Linked DNA regions of Homo sapiens: region 2 is linked to region 1. A link is a loop called in an ENCODE intact Hi-C map of the cell type or tissue named here. Cell type or tissue: gastrocnemius medialis. All regions are shown on one strand. Each heading gives the region's core, and the rest is flanking DNA. Links, peaks and the distances in the headings are about the cores only.

Region 1 (2,936 bases), core at 298-2,797:
CGATAAGATAATTTTGATATGTAACTGAAACCATATTGCTTTCAGGATGAGATCTTGTTGGCTGGAATGCATCAACTATTAGATAGTCCTTATATTCTGGGAAGATTCTTTGGCAGTTTTCGTCCCAACAGACTAGTTAAAGGGGCCTAAAGAGACAAGTTTTATTTAGGGTTTAACTGCTGAATATACAATCCAGTTTCTTTATAGGAAAACCACTGGAGTTAAAGAACTAATAGGATTTTAGGCTTGTTTATATGCCTAAGAAGATGATAGCACCAAAATCCATAATCAACACAGGGTAATTAACATTTCTACTTGTTTTTTATTTCAGCCTATGCTAGTTCCAAGGGTAACTGCTCTCTGTTTTAAAAATAAACATTTGAAGCCAGTGCATTTCAAATTGCATGTAAAGTATTACTTACTGTTAGTACAGTTAGTTATTTCTTTTTGTTCTATTTAATATTAGTTAAAATCCCAATATTTGTTAATTTTCAAGTGGGCATGTTCTTGGAGTCACTTTGTAAGTAATCAATAAGGAGATATGACAATCCATTCAGACTTCTTTTCTAGTTCCTCTTAGAGCCAGTGAAGGCTTGTCAGTACAAGAAGGTTTGGGTTAGCGTATTCAGAATCATAGGAAATTAAAACCAGAATGGCTAGCAGCTAGAGTTTGCATAGCTGACAAATGTGTGAAACTTTTTATAGTTTTTATTGAGTATATATTTTTTTCACATTTCACTATAAATTGGCATAGATATTAATAAGCCTCAAAGATATTTTAAAATATTTGGTCTATTCATTGTATACCACAAAACTTAAGAGACATTTGACTCCATTATGTATGATATTTTGCTTATTATTTTCAAGGAGACTGCTGTAATGCTGAAAACCTCAAGCCATGTGTAACCCATGGGTGGCGTGGTTAGGAGTGCTACCACTCTTTATCCTATTAACTCAGGCAGCCCTCAAACCAGCAATGCCTCCGGTGATCAAGAGCCAGCCTTTCAACATTTTCTGGGCAGCCCCAACAATGTATTGTATGCCTTCCTTCAACGTGGATATAAATCTTCAAGTATTTAACATTATATCAAATCCTTTAGAGACTCAGAGTGGGTCAAAAATTGCCATATTTTATCCAAATGAATTAGGGTATTACCCTTACTTATCTCAAGATGGAAAATCCTTTAATGGAGGAATACCGCAGAATGTGAGCCTTTCTGAACACCTTAGGAAAACTGCTGATGACATTGGAGAAGGTGTCCCTTGGTGGAGATCAGAAGAACTTGTTGTTATTGACTGGGAAAGTTGGAAACCCCAATGGGATAGAAATCAGGGCAGCAGAATAATATATAAAAACCACTCTTTAGCCTTCACTAGAAACCATCATCCTTATTGGTCAGAAATGAAAGTGGAAACAGTTGCCCGAGAGGAATTTGAAAATGCTGGAAAAAATTTCATGAACATTACTCTCACATTGGCTTTAGAAATGAGACCAAAATGTTTATGGGGCTTTTATCTCTATCCAGACTGCTACAATTATGATTACAGAATAAATCCAGAGACGTACACAGGTAATTGTCCAAATTGTGGCTGTGGGAAAAAAGCGCAGCACTTTATCCTTCAATACATTTGGATAAAATACTGAAGTCAAGCTTAAATGCTTTGAAATTTGTTCACTATCGAGTTAGAGAAGCCATGAGGGTTGCTGAAATGGCTAGACATGACTATGTTTTGCCAGTTTTTATTTTTTCCAGACCATTTTATTTGCATAGTACTGAAGCTCTGTCACAGGTAAGGAAAAGCACAGTCACTCACATTTAAAAAAAATGGAAATTTGGTAGAATAACTATATAAAGCCTATACATAAATGTTTTAGGATATTTATTTTCCCTTAGCAATACAATGCTGTTCTCTTATTAAACATGTATATTTCTTCAAATGTCAACTCAATTCTGAAAAATGTCACTGACAATTAGATGTACACTTAACACTTTTGGATAATGATTCTTACCAGCTTAGCATTCACAGGAGTTTCCTACAGAACAGAGGTTAAACTTGATTTAAATAATGTAACAGACAGATTAATTTTAACCAGAGAGAAATTTTAGAACTAACTTCTTAATATGAAAAGGTAACAGCAATTTTCCAAATCAAAAACGTGCAACATAGAGCTTAGGGTAAATTATTAACCAACTACATTTCTCATTATATTGCATTTGTATGTTTTAATTAGCTAGGCTAACTAAAAAAATTACATAGGTTCTCTTGATTTTGTCTTTAACAGTCAACAATGCAATCTAGTGGTTATTGTCAAGGCATTAAAACTGGTTTATATAAGGAGACAGATATTGTCTTTAGACTGAACACAAAGCTGGAAGCCTACAGATGTGGAGATGAGCTTGTTTAGAAGATAATAAGTTTGAAGACATGGCAAGTGTCCAAACTTTAACTAGATTGTCACATAGGACATTCTTGTAAGGATTCAATCATTGGATAGGTGGCTAGATAAGAAAATCCTCAAATCTCCATCTATACCTGAGAGCCAACAATACTTTATGCCAGTACCCAACACAGAAGCAGAGCTGTTGTATGGACAATACACAGCTCACTTAGACCACTTAGGTTTGAGATAAGGCCATTTAAAAGCAGTAGCAATTCTTCCTAAATATTTCAGAATAAAATCCAATTATTAATTAGACTTGACATATTCATCTTTGCAGGATTACTCAGTATTATTCAGAATGGGCTATTCATTCAATAAGTTTAGAAGGAAAAGAATCATAGCATTATGACAAAAATTTGGAAGAATCTCATGGGCACTAACCCATCTCCTACCCAAATAAAAACCCTTTCTTATACTTTAACACTTTTTGATGGGGGCACTTCTTATATTAGAAGGGAAACTGCCATTTGGGGGAAATATTAATTCCTAGAAA
Region 2 (2,936 bases), core at 254-2,753, 66 kb after region 1:
TTCCTTACTAGAATGTAAACTAGGAAAATGAGGACTTCACTTTGTTCACTGCTAGAACACTACTTGCTACAGTGTCTGACACTTAGTAGGTCTTCAACAAGTATCGTTAAATGAAGGAATTAATGAGTGATTCAGAAACCTGAATCGGTAGAACCTATAAATACGTTGTAATTTTTTTTTAACTCTGCACATCAGTAGTGAGTTATTACAAAGTTCTTCTCAAGCATTACTGTTCTATTTTTATCCTAGAAGATTAGCTTGTGAAATCACATATCCTCATTCCCCTGTGAAGAATTGAGACCTGGAGAGAATAAATCTCTTGACAAACTCAAATGGCGAGTTTGTAAAAGAGCCCAGTCTGTAATCCCAGTTGCTGAGCTTTCTTTCTATCATAACTTTGTCTTCCTCTTCTTGTAAATGAATCCAAATATACTTGTTCTAATTTTGAGCATAAATTTAATGCATTTTAACATTTTTCTTAATTTGGGCTGCTACTACTGGTTATGTTCAATCATTTCTCACATTTTGCAGCTGTAGATTACCTGTGCATTTAATTTGGCTCACTGCTCCTGGATAGGAAATCTACCTCCTACTCCGCTTGATGACCTCAGCTTCTTAGGATCATGGTAATTTTCCTTTACAGAAACAGCAAGATACCAGTCACTCTAATCTTTGGTGCTCTCCCTTATAAAAGGGAGATAATAATAATAATAATTTTTGTTCTTTTATACAGATTTAATGATATAAACTAGGTAACATAGCACAAAAGCTGACATATAAAACATTCTAGGAAATGTTAGCTGTTATTATGATGTACTTTCAATACTGGTTCTCATAAAAGTTGTGATAGGTAATATTATCTCTATTTTGAAGTACAAGAAATTATGTATAACTCAGAATAGTGAAATGACTTACTTAATATCACACAGCAGTTCCCAGGCTTTAAACCTTTACTTTTGAAACTTCAACTAATTTTCTTTCCATCAGATCTCCAGCAGAAACTATAGAAGACTTATTTGTACTTTTTAAAAACCAATTTACAAAGATATATAATTCACAAGTATAGTGATTCTGGTATCAGGCAGTCAGTGCTTTCTTTGACCCCTTGGAAGAAAAACTGTTAAATTAACTGGTCTACTAGCAATGTACCCATCTGACATACTCTAAGTATCTAAATTTTGTTTATTCATAAAGAAACCAGGACTCCTTAGGAAAATGTCTGATTCCAGGCCTATCTAAGACAGGAATTGCTCTAGATGAGTCTGGAATCTCTTCTTATAACATAAAGCAAGGAAGCTATCAAGGATTACTAGAATTGTATCAAAAGCACCCTTGAGTCAACTTAAAAGAGCCTCCCACTGTCAAACATGTGAAATTTGAAAATCACTGAAGAAATACTAACTGCAATGGGTTGAAATACATCAGATATATTTAAATCCATGAAGTCAAAATGATACTAAAACAAACCCAAAAATCTTTCATTGGCCACTTTTGAACAATATTAAGGAATCAACTCATTACTCTGAAAACTGATAATCAATCATTTATTCTGCATTTCCTACATAATCTGTACTTGAGGGTAACCAAATAGTGAAGGAGAGTAATTTCTTTTTATTCAAGCCAATAAACGGGGAAAGTATGATGTAATTAGAATAGAACAATTTTGTAACTTCTAATTAATGGATAGAGGCATTGACCCTCAATAGCTGCTAAAATCACAAAAAAGAGTCAACCAGACAATTATATACCACCTAGTTGAAGTATGAAACATCAACTAAGAATAATCCTTCCAGAAATCAAGCTGAAATTTGATCAGGCCTTTAAAATTTAGCTACTTCCGATGTTTTCAGCATGGTTTGGGAAAAAAAAATCTATCTACTAACTCAAGAAACATAAAGAATAAGGGAAAATGCTAAACAAGAAGTTAGAGATGACATCATCAAAATTTAGATCCTAGGGAATTCTACAGGACAAATAACTTGAATTTATCAACAAATAAGAAAAAAATGGCGAAGGAATCCATATGTATATCAACATGGAGCTTGCTAAATTATAGTACATCTGCATATTGGGGAAGTATTCAATTTTACAAAGAAATGAGGAATAACATCTCTATGCTAATCTCAAAAGATATCTAAAAATTATTTTGTTTAGACTTTATTTTGACTGCCATCTAATCATATTGAGAAAAACTCATGATCTCAGATATTAGAAATATATTTTTGGTCACATTCTAGAAAGACTTCCTGGAGACAGCTAAACTAAAGTTTCTTAAGCATGTACTGGGCCTGAAATTCTAAGGGTCTTAAGAATGTACTGGGTTTGAAATTCTATTACAGATAAAAAGCCATAAATGATTCAAGGAAATGATAATTTCATCAATAAAAGGAAACCAGGAGAAGCCATTTGAAGCCACACACAACAAATATAAAATCATATATGGTGCTGTTATTGTTTTTGAGATTTTGCTTATTCTAAACCTTGAACAGCAGGTCTGTTACAATATTATAATTATAAACTTATATGATAAAGATTTAATAATTGGAAAAATTAATTTTGTGCCAAAATGAATGTTAGTATTATGGTTTTCATTCCTACCAGAGAACTAAGTACATACAGACACTCTTACTTTTGTATTTAATGCTGATCTTAAGAACTTGGAAAAATCTGAATGTTACTGAAAATTCATATATGAACTGGACACTTTGTTCCCTCCTAAGGGCCCAGGAGCTATCAATTTTTTATTTCTAGTATCACTTCAATTGTACAAACTTAAAATGGGAGACTTTGTTCTCTGTTTCTGGAAAATGAAAGTTCTTGGGTTATCACTGGGACTACTTATTGCATTCGGCATTCTCTTCCACTAAGATACCTAGCATAGTGGTTAATTGTATGTGTCAACTTGACTGAGCCATAGACTGTGTTTATTCTGAGCG

Evidence for each region. A loop is a pair of places that touch in the nucleus more often than their neighbours do. Peaks named below come from ENCODE experiments on the same cell type or tissue, not always from the same donor. Only the 100,000 strongest peaks of a DNase experiment are listed, where the experiment ranks them.
Region 2: it touches region 1 in a loop (7-fold over the local background); 1 of 110 quality-filtered maps calls a loop at or near these places.

The regions. Positions count from the first base shown.
Region 1 is chr7:123,813,241-123,816,176 of GRCh38, forward strand. It overlaps a transcript of HYAL4 not described here and the pseudogene HYAL6P. Among named protein-coding and RNA genes, the nearest start is that of HYAL4, 30 kb to the right of the region's middle. In gastrocnemius medialis, for the core only: no CTCF peak of the experiment used is centred there; no DNase peak of the experiment used is centred there.
Region 2 is chr7:123,879,579-123,882,514 of GRCh38, forward strand. No RefSeq gene overlaps it. Among named protein-coding and RNA genes, the nearest start is that of HYAL4, 36 kb to the left of the region's middle. In gastrocnemius medialis, for the core only: no CTCF peak of the experiment used is centred there; no DNase peak of the experiment used is centred there; H3K27ac peaks cover 386 bases.